Regions from separate parts of the Homo sapiens genome. Here region 2 is linked to region 1. The links are chromatin loops, found by intact Hi-C in ENCODE. Cell type or tissue: chondrocyte. All regions are shown on one strand. Links, peaks and the distances in the headings refer to the core of each region. The heading gives the core; the rest is flanking DNA. Region 1 has its middle 18 kb from the start of TSPEAR. Region 2 holds the start of KRTAP12-2 (keratin associated protein 12-2).

Evidence for each region. Peaks named below come from ENCODE experiments on the same cell type or tissue, not always from the same donor. Only the 100,000 strongest peaks of a DNase experiment are listed, where the experiment ranks them.
Region 2: a loop joins it to region 1, with 4 times the contacts of the local background. A loop is called at or near these places in 4 of 110 quality-filtered maps.

Annotation. Positions count from the first base shown.
Region 1 is chr21:44,724,976-44,733,801 of GRCh38, forward strand. No RefSeq gene overlaps it. Among named protein-coding and RNA genes, the nearest start is that of TSPEAR, 18 kb to the left of the region's middle. RefSeq lists enhancers at 5,378-5,878, 5,879-6,379, 7,017-7,692, 7,693-8,368. In chondrocyte, for the core only: no CTCF peak of the experiment used is centred there; DNase peaks (open chromatin) are centred at 3,049 and 4,554.
Region 2 is chr21:44,660,514-44,669,339 of GRCh38, forward strand. The region is part of intron 1 of TSPEAR (thrombospondin type laminin G domain and EAR repeats); the gene reads right to left. KRTAP12-2 (keratin associated protein 12-2) reads right to left here and starts at 6,414. Exons shown (of 1, transcript NM_181684.3): 1 at 5,676-6,414. The coding sequence starts at 6,373. The coding sequence ends at 5,933. In chondrocyte, for the core only: no CTCF peak of the experiment used is centred there; no DNase peak of the experiment used is centred there.

The DNA.
Region 1 (8,826 bases), core at 1,450-6,449:
TTTTGGAGCATGTCGCAGGGATCTGAGGCTTGGGGTAAGCGTCGGAGACTGGCTCATTTGGAGCTTTTGGAGCATGTCGCAGGGATCTGAGGCCTGGGGTAAGCCTCGGAGACTGGCTCATTTGGAGCTTTTAAAGCGTGTCGCGGGGACCTGAGTCCTCACAGACTGGCTCATTTGGAGCTTTTGAAGCGTGTTGCGGGGACCTGAGTCCTCGGAGACTGGCTCATTTGGAGCTTTTGGAGTGTGTCGCGGGGACCTGGGGCCTGGGGTAAGCCTTGGAGACTGGCTCATTTGGAAAGGGCTCACCAGGCTGCAGTCACTGTGTGGACTTCCCCAAGGGCCACCCTGTGCCCTGCTTAACATTTTGCCAAAGACAGAAATGGCAAGTTCAAAAAAGTGAGGTTGACAAAGTGAAGTGATAACCCACAGAATCAAAGAAAATATTTGCAAACTATCCATATGGCAAGGGATTCATAACCCAAATATATGAGGAGCTCAGACAACTCAATGGCCAAAAAAAAAAAAAAGCAGCCAGGTGCAGTGGCTCACACCTGTAATCCCAGCACTTTGGGGGGCCAACACAGGTGGACTGCTTGAGCCCAGGAGTTTGAGACCAGCCTGGGCAACATGGCAAAACCCTGTCTCTACAAAAAATACAAAAATTAGCCAGGCGTGCTGTTGCACACCTGTGGTCCCAGCTACTCCGGAGGCTGAGGCGGGAGGATTGGTGATTGATTGCTTGAGCCCGGGAAGCAGAGGCTGCAGGGAGCCATGACTGTGCCACTGCACTCCAGCCTGGGCAACAGAGTGAGACCCTATCTCCAAACAACAATAACAAACAATAATCATCCGATTAAAAATGGGTAAAAGATGTGAACAGACTTTTCTCAAAAGAAGACATACAAAGGCCAACAGGTGTTTTAAAATATGCTCAACATCACTAATCAGCAGAGAAATGCAAATCAAACCACAGTGCATTACCATCTCAGCCCAGTGAAAATGGCTTGTATCAGAAAGACAGGCAATAACAGACGCTGGTGAGGGTGTAGAACACTGTGGGTGGGAAGGTAGCACAGTACAGCCCCTATGAGAAACAGTACGAAAAGCACAACTACCATGTAATCCAGCAATTCCACTACTGGTATTTATCCAAAAGAAAGGAAATTAGTATGTCAGAGATCTCTGCACTCCTGTGTTTATTGCAGCACCGTTCACAATAGCCAAGATACGGAATCAACCTAAGGGCTTATCAGTGGATGAATGGATAAAGAAAATGTGGTAAATATACACAATGGAATATTATTCAGCTATCGAAAAGAATGAAATCCTGTCATTTTCAGCAACATAGATGGAACTGGGGGTCATTATGTTAAGCGCAATAAGCCAGGCACAGAAAGACCAACATCTCACGCTGTCACTCGTGTGGAAGCTAAACCAGAGGCTCCCGTGGAGGCAGAGAGTGGAATGGCGGTTCCCAGAGGAAGGAGGCGGAGGGGCGATAAAGGAGGGAAATCTAAACGTGTTTCTCGTCACTGAGCTGTACGCTTTAAAATGGTGCAGATGGTACATTTTATATGTATGTTATTCCTCAATTTAAAAATTAATTTTAAAAGCGAGGTTAATGTTGCAAATGTTGTCACTGAGGCACCCACGTGTTTACCTTAAATTGCGTTTTGTGGCACTCAGGGACAGGCAGGCTATTTAAAAAGTGTGCATTTTTTCAGCTTCACTAGAAATAGAATTTGTGGCAGTTTGTGGACTTTGTCACGAATCAAGCTTTCCTTTGGGAAGATCTTTCCTGTGTGGGCTTGGGTGAGTGCCTTTGCCTGCTGGAGGGAGGGGGAGCCTGCCTCAGTGGTGGTGGGGGCTGTGGGGATGGAGTCTTTATCCCATAAGGAGCTCTCAGTGTGCCCAGGCATCTCATAGGGATTGTACCCACCATCCCCATGGTGGGCTGATTCCGGGTCTCACCAACAGCCCTCATGACCCACCTGCTGGGCACCATGAGCCCGCCCCAGCTGCCCTGCAGATCACAGATGCCGGAAAGGCTCCCGGTGCCTGCTCCTGCTCCTGCAGCTGAGCAGCCAGCCACACCCGCTCCTCCTCCCCAGGTCCACAGCCGCCAAGTTCTGAGTCTTCCCCACCCCAAGCCTGTCCCTTTCTCCACCAAGGGCCAGCACAGCCATCTGGGTTGTCCACACCAACTCCCCTCCACAGTCCTCATTCCTGAAGGCACCCCTCCCTACTCAGCCCTGCCGCCTCTTCCTCTAAGGGACCCCTCCTGGACAGGGTTCTCAAAGTCCAGTGCACACAAAACCCTGGGGGTTCCAGCTTGTGAGGTCAGCATGGGCTGGGAGTGCCCTGACCCCACTTTGAGAAACACCACAGCTCCATCCCCAGCAGAGGTGCTGGTCCCCCCAGGGTCCTTCTCCATCTTGGAGGGACATGTGCCCCTCACTTGCTCCTACTCAGGATCTAGGCCTCCTTGCTGCACCCAGCACAGCTGCCCTGAACTCCCCCTCCCCTCCGCCGCAGCCTCCCCTCCGCCGCAGCCTCCCCTCTGCCACAGCCTCCCCTCCGCCACAGCCTCCCCTCCGCTGCAGCCTCTCTGGCCTCCTGTGAACTGCTTGGCTGTTCCTAAGCCTTGGTCCCTGGAAAATCCCAGTTCCAGCTCAGCGCCCACATCCAGGTGATGCTCAAATGGGCCCAGCCTCAACTCTCAGCCCACAGAGCTCAGAGGACGGCTGAGGCCTCTGGTCAGAAGACCCCAGGCTTCCCCGAAGGAAGGGACACCTCACGAGGACAGCCTGTCACCACAGTCCTAATGGACTTCCAGGGACCACAGTGCCAGCGCTTTCCATCAGAATGGCTGACAGTATTAGAGATCATACATCATTCATTTGCCTCACGAACCCCGAGGGAGTGCTTGCTCCAGAGAGACCCCTGGGCTCCCAGGGCCTGGCACTGGTGACAGTGGCATGGGAGGGGCACATGAGCCGGGTGGCACAGCAAGGCAGCACCGTGACCCTAGGGGTGCTGTGGGCGGAGAAGATGGGGGCAGTCCTGGGCTGCTGAGCTTCTCTGAGGGGTCATCGTCCTTCAGGCAAGTGGCAGGAAGTGGCCCACAGGCTTCCAAGCTGCGGGAGCAGAGTGAACAAGCAGCAGGAAGAGCTGAGAGTCCTGGGAACAGTGGAGCCTGCATGGAGGGGACAGGAAAGGGGATGGAGTCCGGGGCAGCAGTGAGAGACCCAGAGGACGAGAGACCTGGAGACACCTGCAGCCCTGGGAGACGCCCTGGCAGCCAGGGCTCAGGAAAAACCATCCTCAGAGAAGACACACGAGGTCATTATTCAGAACAAGAGTAGGTAGATAAAAGCATATCCTTTGGGAGGCTAAGGCGGGCAGATCACCTGAGGTCAGGAGTTCGAGACCAGCCTGACCAACATGGAGAAACCCCATCTCTACTAAAAATACAAAATTAGCTGGGCGTGATGGCGCATGCCTGTAATCCCAGCTACTCGGGAGGCTGAGGCAGGAGAATCATTTGAACCCCGGAGGCAGAGGTTGTGTTGAGCCGAGATCGCGCCATTGCACTCCAGCCTGGGCAACAAGAGCAAAACTCCATCTCAAAAAAAAAAAAAAAAAAAAAAAAAAAGTATATCTTGGCATTAGTGCTATTCTCAGCATCAGAAGTCAAAATGGCAACTCATTAAGCATCACCACCAGCGATGTTTGTGGTGGGAGAGTGGAGACCATAGACCCCCAGCATTGATAATGTTGGTCCAAGTAAAATGCAAGAACTTCAAATGCAAGGGTCAAAGTGTCCCTTGAATAACCGCATTTTTCTCGGGTAGAATTCCAAATTACAGCGAGTTCATAGCACTGGTCCTGCCCCGCCACGATGACCCACTTGGTGTTGATGGACGAGAACGCGCTTGTGTCTTACTCGTGCAGTTTGCTAAACTAACAACCAAAAGGCCATCGCGCCCTTACAGTTTTATTCCCCGCTGACAGATTTGAGGGGAGCTGTCAGGTGGGAGGCTTCTGAGAGCATTCTAGCCTATTACACCCAGCAAATAGATTACATCACTTAGACATACGTTTGCTTTTAAAAATAACTTTATTTTTCCTACGACACAAGTAATAATAGGTTCCTTGTTGAAACCTCATCACATATGGATGACAAAAAGTAGGAATGAAAACTGATCACAATTTCACTGTCAGAGATAGACACTGAGCATCTCGGCACCGTGCAGCAAGAATGTATGTAGATACCCATGGTAGATAAAAAATATATGATATATGGGCATAAAACATGGACTGTCCCGTCGTCTTCTGTGAGCCGCCAGCACAGCTGATGATGTGGGTGGCACAGGCATTGAGTCACCACTGGGAGTGGCCGTCATCCCTCTCCTGAAGAGACGGGGGATAGGGGGCCTGTGGGGCACCTGGGGATCGTCCCCTCCTCCACATGGCCTGTGCAGCTGGTCAGAGTGAGCTCACCAGGAGCACCGGCTGCTCCCAGCCCTGGGCCCCCTTGAGTTCTCCACCAGCACCCCGCCCCTGCGAATATGCACAGATCAAGGGGACAGGGCCCCGCTGGGCCACAGGCTCAGGACAGGTGACCATCCAAGAGGGCCGGGAAGTGGAGGGTGCTGCACACTGGCCTGCTGGCCCAGTATCACCCGATCTCGTGTCTGCCTCTTGAGCGCTGATGGTGTGCGTCTGTGCCCCTCACAAAACAGCACTGCGGTAAGTCCAAGACACAAGCGGGCCAAAGACTCAAGGCAGTGCAGAAGGCGGCACGTGTTCCAGGGGAACACGGCACCCCTGACCATAGCAAGAGGCACAGGAAAGCGGCCTGCAGCAGGGAGGGGGCGGAGAGCCTGGTGTCTTCTGCATCCTAGGGAGCCAGGCTGCCTGTGCCCCAGTGGCTTCTCCATAACTTCTGGGTTCTGTGGATGTCCCCTGCAGCCGGGACTCCTGACCGAGGCAGCTCCGTCAGGGTCCAACTGATTCCCCGCACATTGGGCAAGAGGTGGTTCCTAATCACACATCAGCTTCTTGATGACCGTTAGTGGATTTTGGCTGCTGTAAGAAAATACCACTGACTGGGTGTTTCAACAACAAGCTGTGTTCCTCACAGTCTAGGGGCTGGAAGTTGGAGGCCAAGGTGGCAGCAGGGTCGGGTTCTGGCAAGGACACTCTTCCTGGTTTGCTCGCGGCTGTCTTCTTCTTGCACCCTCATGTGGCAGACAGAGCAAAAGTGACAGCATGCTCTCTGGGGTCTCCTTCATAAGAGGACCCCATCATGAGGGCCACAACCTAATCACCTCCCAAACGCCCTGCCTCCTAGCGCCACCACACCAGGGTTAGAATTTCTATATAGGAACTCTGGGGAGATGCAATCGGCCCATAACATTCTATTCCTGACTCCGAAATTGTACGTCCTTCTCATGTGCAAAACACATTCATTTCACCCCTCCAACCCCAAAGTGGTGGCTCGTTCTGCCATCAGCTCTAAAGTCTAAAGTCCAAAGTCTCATCTAAACATCATCTAAATCAGATACGGGTGACACTCAAAGTTTACTTCCTCCCTAGCTGTGAACCTGTAAAATGGAACAAGTTACATGCGTTTAAAATACAATGGTGGGAGAGCCATATGACAGACTTTCCCATTCCGAAGGGGGAAATGGGAAGGAAGAAAAGGGTAACAGGTCCCATGGAGCCTGGACCCCAATAGGGCAAACAATGTTAAATCTTCAGGCTCAAGAATCATCTTCTTTGGCTTGAGCCCCTGCCCTCCAGACCCACTACGGCCATGGTCCTGCCCCTGCAGCTCTGGGGGGCAGGGGTCATGCCTGCAAGGCTCTGGGCAGCCCTGCCCCCAAGGCTTTGGGCAGGGAGCATCTGGCCTGTTGCTCCCAGGGAGCAGCTGCCCATGTGGCAGCCCTGATGGACTCTAAATCACCTTCTGGGTCCTTCTTCCCTTGTCTTGAAGAATAGTGCATGTTCACAGCCAAATAGCTCCCTGGTCCTGCTCGGTACAACCCAAGAGGTCAGACGGCCAAACTCACTTCCTTCCCCTCTCTCCCACCTTTGGTTCAAGCTGAGTGTTCCTGCCGGGACAGCTGGTTGTGACTGTGGTTCACACCCACACAAATCCCCTTATCAGATGGTCATCTGGCTATGCCCTTAATGTTCTCTTCCAAACACACATTCTCATTTTTTTACATTATGCATAGGCTGAGGATTTTCCAAATCTTTAAGTTCTGGTTTCTTTTTGTTTAACAGCTTGGTCTTGAAATCATTTCTAGCTTCTCACATTTTACCATAAGCAGCCAGGAGGAACTAAGCCGTCCCTTCAACACTTTGCTTATAAACCCCCTCAGCCAAGTATCGTGTTTCATTACTCACAAGTTCTGCTTTCCACACAACACCAGGACACAAACATAGTTCGGCCGAGTTCTTTGCTGCTTTTTAACAAGGTGGCCTTTCCTCCAGTTGACACTAGCATGTTCCTGGTTTCCATCTGAGCCTTCCCATCCAGGGTTCTGCTCACGATCCCCTAGGCGTCCTCTGAGAAGACAGAGGCTCTCTCTGCAGTGCTTCTCTTCTTGCTGAGCCCGCACCAGAATCACCTTTAAAAAGCTGTTCGTAGCCATCTAGGCTTTTTCTAGCATGTGGCTCCGAATGATTCCAGCTGCCCCCATTCATCAGTTCCAAGGCCACATCCACATTCACAGGCGTTGGTTGCAGCAGCTCTCACTCCTCGCACTGATCTTCTGTCCTGGCTTGGGTGCCGCAACGGTGCCTGTAGACTGGATGGTGTTCAGAAAACAGGCATTTATTTCCTCACAGTGCTGGGGGCTGGGAATTGGAGACCAGGGTGCCAGCACAGTTGGAGTCTGTTAAAAGCTCTCCCAGGTTGCAGACAGCTGTCTTTTCACTGTGTCCTCACACAGTGGAAGGGGCAAGGCAGCTCTCTGGGGCCTCTTTTATATGGACACGAATCCCATTCACAAGGGCTCCACTCTTATGACCTCATCAGCCCCCAAAGGACCCATCTCCTAATACCCTCACCTTGGGGGTTATGGTTTCAACAGATATATTTAGGGGAGACACAAACATTCAGTCCACGACAATGACCACAAAACCCAGATTTTAATTCAGTGAAATCCAAACAACATGGCAAGACTCCTCACATCAAGATGCTCAGGTTTTATGTCACATGGAAAGCTAGTCACAGCCCCATCCAACACAAGTCCTATCTGCAAAATGCTGACAACCTGGTGGCAAGAGGACGGTGAGGGAAGGAGAGGGACAGGCAGGGAGGAAAGGCAGGCTCCACAGAGGAGATGCAGGTGAGGGGAAAGGAGCACTGGGAATGGCTGGGCGTGAGACTCGGAGCCAAATACACAGCAGTAGAGGGACTTCTGCCCCTGCAACAGTGAGGAGGCACCTGCGGCCTGGCACCTGCGGCCTGGGCATGGGAGCTCAGGAAGCAGCAGCAGGCTTGGGAGATGCCTGGAGCTGAAGGAGCACAGCCGCGGCCGGGGCCCAGACCGGGCACGTCCTGCAGGGCTCAGCTTCCCCCAGCACAGCTCAGTTTTAGGAATAGGATAAAGTGGCATTAAAAGACAGAAGCAAGATGGGGGTAAATGAAAACAAACTGTGTTTACCACACTTCTGACACCAAATGTGTGGGTTTCCATACCAATTCTCCAATTCTGCGTCAGTGCCAATGGGGTATCCCGCAATCTAATTCAGTTCTGACACCAACTGACCAGGGTCAGCACAGACCCCTCAGGCTGAGGGATGGGCCCAGGAAACTGTCCCCACTCCAAGTGCCAATCACAGGTCCCGGGGTGTCATCTGTCCCCAGTACCTCGGCTATAAATTGGGAGTTCCCATGACCCCCTCCTTAGGTTCAATAATTTGCTATAATAATTCACAAAACTCAGGGAAACGTCACTTCTGTTTGCTGGGTTACTCTCCTAATAAAGGGTGTGCTGAAGGACACAGATGAGCAGCAGGTGAGGGGTGCGCAGGGCAAGGCCCAGAGGGACCCTGAGTGCAGGAGCTGGCATCCGTGGAGCCCCGGCTGCCCCGCCCTCCCAGCTCAGGATGTGTTCCCAGCCCGGTAGCTCTCTGCATCCTCTGTGTGGGGGTTTGAAGGAGCCTCCGTGACGCATGACTGGTGAAGTTAGTGACTCCTGGTGACTGACTCAGTCCCCAACCTCTGCACGGAGGTCACAGGTTCCAGCAAGTCCCAGCCTCGAATCCTGCCTTGGTCTTTCTGCCACCAGCACCCCATTCTGATGCTGCCTAGGTCCCCGCCTCCAGTCATCTGCCTTAATCTTTCTGCCACCAGCGCCCCATTCTGAAGCTGCCTAGGGCCCCGCCTCCTGCCTTGGTCTTTCTAGCCACCAGCACCCCATCCTGAAGCTGGCTAGGGCCCCACCTCCAGTCATCTGTCTTGGTCTTTCTAGCCACCAGCACCCCATCCTGAACCTGGTTAGGGCCTCACCTCCAGGCATCTGCCTTAATCTTTCTGCCACCAGCACCCCATTCTGAAGCTGGCTAGGGCCTCACCTCCAGGCATCTCATCAACAAACAGAAAACATTCATGTCTCCCAAGAGTCCAAGGGTCTTAGGAGCTAGGACAAAATATTGTAACACGTGATGTTTCTCTCACCCCATCGCTCAGGAAGTTACAAGGGCTTTAAAAGCTCCATGCCAGGAATCTGTTTCTGATTATGCCACGGGGCCTTCTAGTACCGGGGCAGAGGCTACATCCAGGCTACTGCACGGCTGTGTTTCTGG
Region 2 (8,826 bases), core at 1,515-6,514, 64 kb before region 1:
TAAAAGTGTCTTTCAAAAATGAAAGAAAACACTTTTTCAGATGAACAAAAACTGAAAAGACTTCATTAACAGCACACGTGCACTATAAGAAATTCTTAAAAAATTTCTTTGAGCCAAGGAATATGATAGCAGAGAGACACTTGAATCCACACAAAGAAAAGACCACCTCTTGGCTGGGTGCCGTGATTCATGTCTGTAATCCCAGCACTTTGGGAGGCCGAGGTGGGTGGATCACCTGAGGTCAGGAGTTTGAGGCCAGCCTGGCCAACATGGTGAAACCCCATCCCTACTAAAAATACAAAAATCAGCCAGGCATGGTGGTGGGCCCCTGTAATCCCAGCTACTCAGGAGGCTGAGGCAGGAGAATTGCTTGAACCCGGGAGGCAGAGGTTGCAGTGAGCCAAGATCGCACCACTGCACTCTGTCCTGGGAACAAAAAGAAAAGAAAGAAAAGAAGAGCTCTAGAAATTATTTTAAAAGAAGATAAATATAAATAGGCCGGGCGCGGTGGCTCACGCCTGTAATCCCAGCACTTTGGGAGGCCGAGGCAAGCAGATCGAGACCATCCTGGCTAACACGGTGAAACCCGTCTCTACTAAAAATACAAAAAATTAGCCGGGTGTGGTGGCGGGCGCCTGTAGTCCCAGCTACTCGGGAGGCTGCGGCAGGAGAATGGCGTGAACCCCAGAGGCGGAGGCGGAGCCTGCAGTGAGCCGAGATCGCGCCACTGCACTCCAGGCTGGGTGACACAGAGTGAGACTCCGTCTCAAAAAAAAAAAAAAAAAAAAAAGCATTATAACTAATTGACTGTCCAGAGCAAAAATAGTGACAGTGCATTGTGGGGTTTTTAACATAAGTAAAAGTAAAACATGGCAACAATAACACGAGGAATATAAAAGAGGACATGGAGGTACACTGCCGTAAAGTCCTGCCACTTACAGATGAAGTGGCGTCATATTACCCGGAGGTATCCTTTGTTACAGTAAAGGTATGTATTGTAACTCTTAGGCCAAATAAGTTTGAAAGGACGTATTAGGCTATTATCGCCTTGCTATAAGGAAATACCTGAGACTGGGTAATTTATAAAGAAAGGAGGTTTAATTGGCTCACAGTTCTGCAAGCTGTACAGGAAGCATAATACTGGCATCTGCTCAGCTTCTGGGGAGGCAGAATTGTGAGGAAACTTACAAGCACTGTGGAAGGTGAAGGGGGAGCAGGCACATCACGTGGCCAGAGCAGGAGCAGGAGAGAAAGACGGGGCTGGGGGAGGGGCCACACGCCTTTAAACAACCAGGTCTCCCAAGAACTCACTCACTGTCGCAAGGACAGCACCAAGGGGATGACGCTTAACCATTCATGAGAAATCCACCCCCGTGATCCAATCACCTCCCACCAGGCCCCACCTCCAACACTGGAGATTACAATTCAACATGAGATTTGGGCGGGGACACAAATCCAAACTATATCAAGATGTATACAAAAAGTAGATATAAAAGGGAATAACTAAGAATACTAAACCAAAAAGTGGCATAGAAAGAGGGCAAAGATAAAAAGGAACAGATGGAACAAATAGAATACAATTAGCAAAGTGATATTTTGCTAATATTAAATTAAATGCAAATTAATTTATTAAATTAAATTAAATGCAAATCATCTAAACACCAAAACCAAAAAACAGAGATTTTTAATTGGATTAAATAATTCAGGACCCAACTATATTCTATCTACCAGAAGACTCACATTAAATATAAAAAACATAGATAGGTTAAAAGTAAACAGATGGAAAAATACACCACACAAACATTAATCAAGTAAAATTGGAATGGCTATATTAATATCAAAGTCAACTTCACAAAAGAAATATTACCAAGGATAAAAAGGAATATTACATAATGATAAAGCATCAATTCACCATGGACACGTAACAATTCTAAATGTGTAAGCACCAAACAGCCAACTTTCCAAACACATGCAACAAAAAAACTGAGAAGGGAAAGGAAAAACAGATAAATCAGATTTGTCATTGGACTTCAGCTTCAAGAGAACAAGTAGACAGAAAATCAGGAAGGATACAGAAGGCCTGGACAACACTGTCAATCAACTTGACCTAATGGATATTGACAGAACACTCCACCCAACAATAACAGATACACATTCTTTTCAAGCACATGAAACATTCACCAAAAAGACTATATTGTGCCATAAAATAAACTTCAACCCATGTAAAAAAGTTGAACTAATACAATGTATGTTCTCTGACCACAAAGAAATTCAATTAGACATTAACACCAAAAGGATAGCGAGAAACACCCTGCAGAACTGTAAAGTAACCGACACACTTCTAAATAACCCATGGTTCAAAGAAGAATCACAAGAGAATTTAGAAAATATTTTGAATTAAATACAAATTAAAAGACAACATGTCAAAATATATGGAACATGGCTAAAATAGTGTTTAGAGGGATAAAATTATATCATTAAGTGCTTATATTCACAAAGAAGAAAGTCCTGAAATCAATTATCTAAGTTTGCACTTTAAAGAAAAAAAGAAAATTAAACTCAAAATTAGCAAAAGAAATGAAATAATTAAAAATCTGAAAAAAAAAATGAAGTAGAAAATGGAAAAGAATTCAATGAAAGCAAAAGCTGCTTCTTTGAAAAGAACAATGAAATGAATAAGCATCTAGCCAGACTGAGCGGTAAAATTATAATAAAAAGAAAAAAAAAGACACAAAATAGCAATATTAGGAGTGAAGAAGAGACATCATTACAAATCTTACAATTATTAAAAACATGATACAGGAATGATGTAAACAACTTCATACCATTAAATTTGATAACATACATAAAACTGGCACATTTTTAAAAGACAAAAGTATGAAAGCTTATTCCAGAGAAGTAGGTAGCCTGAATAGTATCATATCTATTAAAGAAGTTGAATTTTCAGTTAAAATCTTTCAACAAATAAAACTAGGGGCAAATGGCCTCCCTGGAAAATTCTACCAAACATTTAAAGAGGAAATATAACCAATTCTACATGAACTCTTCCAGAAAATAGAAGGAAAGGAATCATTCCCGATTAAATTCATAGAGCCAGCATAATCTTGATATCAAATTTGAACAAAAGTATTATAGTACATAGTATATAGAAAACTATATACTATTAATAATATCTCTTATGAATATAGATGCAAAATTCTCAACCAAATACTAGCAAATTAAATCCAGAAATATGTAAAAGAGATAAAAGGTCGTGATCATGTGAGATTTATCCCAAGAATGCAAGGTTGGTTCAGTGTTAAAAAATCAACTTATAATTCACCATATCAACAGACTAAAGAGGAAGCACCATATTATTATCTCAATAGATTCAGAAAAGGCTTTTGACAAAATTCAACATCCATTCAGAATAAAAACTGCTAGCAAACTAGAAATTAAAAGGAACTTCTTTTAAAGAGCATCTATGAAAAACCTATAGCTAATATCATACTTAATGATGAAAGACTATATGCTTTCCCCTTAAAATCAACAACAAAGCAAGAACATTCACTTTTGCCTCTGCTATTTATTACCATACTGGACTTCCTAAACAGTGAAGTAAAAAGCATGCAGCCTGGAAAGAAAGAAATAACACAGTCTCTATTAACATATTACATTATTGTCTACCTAGAAAATCCCCAAAATTCTACAATAAAGCTACAAGAACTAGTAAGTGAATTTAACAAGGTCAAAGAAAAAATGCCAATATACAAAAATCGATTTTATTTTAATATACTAGCAATGAACAATCAGAAATTGAAACTTAAAAATAGTACCATAATAGCATTAAACTTATAAAATACTTAGGGATAAATTCTGGGGGAAATATATAAAATGTATACATTGAAAACTACAAAATATTGATGAGAAGAATCAGAGAAAACCTAAATAAATAGACCATGTTATGGATTGCTGGATATGTCGACTCTCCCCAAATTGATCTATATAGTTTCAATACACTCCCAATCAAAATCTCAGCACAAATTCTGTAGATATTGATAAGCTTATTCAAATATCTATATGGAAAGACAAAGAAACTAGAGTAGCCTAAACAACTTCTTAAAAGAAGAACAAAATTGGAGAACTCACACTAGCTGATTTCAAGACCTACTATAAAGCTGCATTTATCAGGGCAGGATGGTGTTGGCAAAAAGATACTTAGCATATGACCCAGCTATTCCACTCCTAGACATTTACCCAAGAGAAAGAAACAAATACGTCCATGCAAAAACCTGGACTTGCTAACAAATGCCCCATGTGGAGCACTAGCATCACAGAACTTGGGCTCCAAGTGGCCCTGAGGGCCACAGCTCCAGAGGGCGGGGGCTGAGCCAGGCCTCATCCATGCTTCTCTGTGCACAGGGCAGGTAGGTTCTCCAGAAGCATTTTTTGGTTACCAACCCTCCCTCCTCTCATGCTCTGATTTCCAGTTTGACCTCTAACTCCCAGCCTGGGGGACCAGAGTGCTTACGTGTGTGCATAAGTGTGTGCACGTTGTATAGTGCACACATTGGGTGTGTTCATGGATTCGAATGTGTTCGGCTGCAAGCATTTATATGTCTGGGTTGATTGGTTCCATTTCTCACTCAGTTTTATCCAAAGCCTCCCAGTTTAAACTACACAATAGGTCCCTGACCACCTTGCCTAAAAGATGATGAAACCAGTTTTTTAACCCTAAACTCAACACTTGCCTCCAAGGCAAATAAAAATCTTGGAATCGAAGGCAGCCAGTAGTGAGAACGTTCTTCAGGGGACAGTTCTGGGCTATGCTATCTGGAATAGCAGACTCCTGGGGCAAGAGGGCTGGCCCATCTACTGGGGAACGTTTAACCTGAGACAGTCACAGCAGAGCCCCCCAGGAGGGGAATACAGCCCAGACAGGGGAAATGCAGAAGAATGCTACCAGCACAACGCAGACTGGGAAAAGCAAGTTCCAGATTACATTCTGAATAATTTCCTTTTCATATCACCAGAAATTACTAAATTAGAAAACACCCATTTCAGGAATACATAGAGATATGACTCAACTCTATTTTTTCTAGAAAGTAACAGAATAAGGAGCACACAATCCCAACAGTGGCTGCCCCAAGAAGTTCTTGGTAAATTATTGATGATGTTCTCATTTCTATGTCAGGCAGTGGGTTCATGCGGGTTTATTATATTAGGATCCTCAGTAATTGATCATCAGTCAATCAATAAAAACCAAGCCTTTGTGGACCAGTGATGGGAGTGTGTGCCGCAGAACTAATCCAGTTCTGTAAACTTGAGATCCTCCGCGACCTGGGAAACAGGACGTCCACCAACCACATCAGAAAACCCAATTGTCAATGCTCTGAGGCTTTGGCCATCAGTGCAGGGCTTGTTGGCCTGGAGCAGGAGTGGACAGCCAGTGGGGAAGCGAGACCACTCTACCACAGGCGGGTAAGTCACTTCTGTGGCCACTGCACCTGGGCCCCAGGAGCCCTGGGAGAGACCACATGGGCATCTGCAGCTGCGCCCTCCACCCGGGACACCACCTTCTGATGAGCACTGGGTGAAGGGATCACTGAAGAGGGTTTAGCAGCAAATTCTATGTAATCAGCAGAATAGATAGCAGGGAGTATGGAAATAAAAAAGAAAGACCAGAAATGCAGAGCTGCATGGGGAAAGCTGGTTTATTTGGCTCTCATGGGGTCAGAGAATGACTCTGGGACCCCAGACTTCCCTGGGGGGATGGGCAAGGTCAGCAAGGGCTCCAGATCATTCTGTCACATTCTCAATCCAGAATTCAGAGGGTTCAACTGAGCATGCTTTTCACCTGCACCATGTGCAGAAGACCAACTGAGGACTCATCCAGGGAGTGTACAGGTGTGGCCTCATCTGCACTGGGAGCAGCGGGTCTGGAGATTCATGCTCAGCAGCAGGAAGAGATACTGTAGGAGATGGGTCTGCAGAGGACGCTGGTGCAGGAGGGCTGGCAGCACCCAGAGGACTGGCAGGACGGAGCCGCATACACGACAGGCCTGCAGCTCACAGGCACGCACAGGGAGGACTGGCAGGAGGGGGCTGCACACACAATGGGCCTGCAGCTCACAGGCACACACACAGAAGACTGGCAGCTCACGGGCACGCACACAGCTGACTTGAAGCTCATGGGCACACACACAGAAGACTGGCAGCTCACGGGCAGGCACACGGCTGGCTTGAAGCTCACGGGCACACACACGGAGGACTGGCAGCCCACAGGCACACAGCAGGATGCCTGGCAGGAGCTGGGCACACAACAGGCTGGCTGGCAGGGGCTGGGCGCGCAGCAGGCTGGCTGGCAGCCCGAGGAGCAGCTGGTATGACACATGGTGGCGTGTGGCTGGATAAGGTCGAGGCAGAGGGCAGTGATGTCTGGGGACGGCCTCCCTGGGCAGCCTTTATACCTGGGCCCAGGCATCCCCACAGCACAGAAGCACACCTGTCTTCCTTGTTTTTCTTCCTCAGTGCTGTCTCCTGGAGCTTAATTTTCTGTTGTAGGTGTCTCTGGGTTTTGTTTGGCCCTTAGCTTCATGACTAATTGCACCTTCTTCGAACTCTTGGTATGCTTGGAAACCTGCCAGAGTGTTTTACTGGCTTCATCAAGATTCTTCCTTGTTCTTTAAAATTTTACCTGAGTTACTTTTGTGAGATTCCAAAAACTCAGATCTCCAGATTTTTTTCCTCTCTGTGTGATGATGGTCCTTAAACCACAGAAGTTTACACTCCTCTCATGGCTCAGGAAGGCTCCACAGTCAATGTGAGGTAGAACAGGACGTGTCTAGCTGATCTGTGGGTGTCCTGAGAGCTTAGAGCTGGATGAGAGCTAGCAGATGGAGGAAGAACATGGAAATCACTTGTCCATAGGATGAGTGGGGACAAAGGGTGTGGGTCACAGAGAACTTCTTGTGAGTGGTGACCATGGATCTTTGTCTTGAGAAATCCTCCTAGTTAAGAACCAAGATGAGACAACACCACTGGCCCTCATGCATGGAGACACAGCTCTAAGGAAATCAAGCTGGTCCAAGCATGTTCCCAGGGAAGCATGTGAGGCCAGTGAAGGGTCCCATGGACAGCCACAGCAGGATATGTGTGAGCTGAATATAGAAGGTTCCAAGGGCCAGAATGACTTCTGGGTATGTTCAGCAGAAAGCCATGTGCACCCTGTACTGCAGGGACAGTAGAATCTCTGAGCCTACAGATGTCAACACCAGATCACTTGGAACTTGGCATCATGATAACAGAATGAAGGAAAAAACCACGTGATCATCTCAATTGATATAGAAAAGGCATTTCACAAAATTCAAGATTCTTTCATGATGACAACAATCAACAAACTAAGAATAGAAGAAAACTACCTCAACACAATACAAGCCATACATGAAAGACCCACAGCAAGCCTCATACCCACTGGTGAAAAACTGAAGGCTTTTTCTCTAATATTGGGAACAAAGCCAGCATAGTACTAGAAGTTTTACTAAGAGCAACTAGGCAATTGTTTTTAAAAGGAAGAAAGAAAGAAACAAAAAGCATCCAAATTGAAAAGCAAGAAGTAAAGTTAGCTGTGTTCACAGATGACATGATTTTTATATGTAGAAAACTCTAAATATTCCACACACAAAAATTTTAGAATAAATGAATTCAGCAAAGTAGCAGGATACAAAAGCAAAACACAAAAATCAGTTCTATTTCCATAAACTAACAAGCATAATCTCAAAAGGAAAGTACAATAACAATTCCATTTACAATACATTAAAAAGAACAAAATACTCAGGAGTTAACCAAAGAATTAAAATAATTGTGTAACAAAAACTACAAAACGTTGAAAGAAATTAAAGGCAACAGAAATAAATGGAAACACATCCCATGTTCATGAATTGGAAATTAATATTGTTAATATGTCCATACTAACCAAAGCAATCTACAGATTCAATGCAATCCCTGTCAAAATCCCAAGGACATTTCTTGCAGAAATAGAAAAACCCATCCTAAAGTTTATGTGGAGTCTCAAGGGACCCTAAATAGCCAAATCAATCTTAAGAAAAGAATAGAGCTGGAGGAGTCACACTTTCTGATTTCAAAACTTACTACAAAGCTACACTAATCAAAACTGTGGTACTGGCATAAAGACCAATATATAGACTAATGGAATAGCATAGAGAGCCCAGAAATAAACTCTCACAACTACAGTCAAATAATTTTCGGCAAGGCTGTCAAGACCTTTCAGTGAGGGAAGAACAGACTTTTTAACAAATGGCAGTGGGAAAACAGGATATCCACACACAAAAGATTATTTTTAACCCTTACCTCACACCATATACAAAATTAACTCAAGATCAAAGATAGAGAATCTCAGTAGGGAAATTGAAACTATTTTTTAAATGGGAATGCTAGAACTAAAATGTACAATAGCTGATATTTTAAAATCCACATGATAGACGTAAATATAGAATGAGATTGAAGAAGAGTTCATGAACTTGAAGCACATCAATAGAAATTATCCAAAATGAAGGAGAGGAAGAAAAAGAATTAAGAAAAATGAAAAGAGCCTGTGAGACATCATTAAACAGCATCACATATATGTAATATCAAACTCAGGTGGCTCACGCCTGTAATCCCAGCACTTTGGGAGGGCAAGGCGGCTGGATCATGAGGTCAAGAGATCGAGACCATCCTGGCTAACATGGTGCAACCCCGCCTCTACTAAAAATACAAAAATTAGCTGGGTGTGGTGGCACGTGCCTGTAGTCCCAGCTACTTGGGAGGCTGAGGCAGGAGAATCAC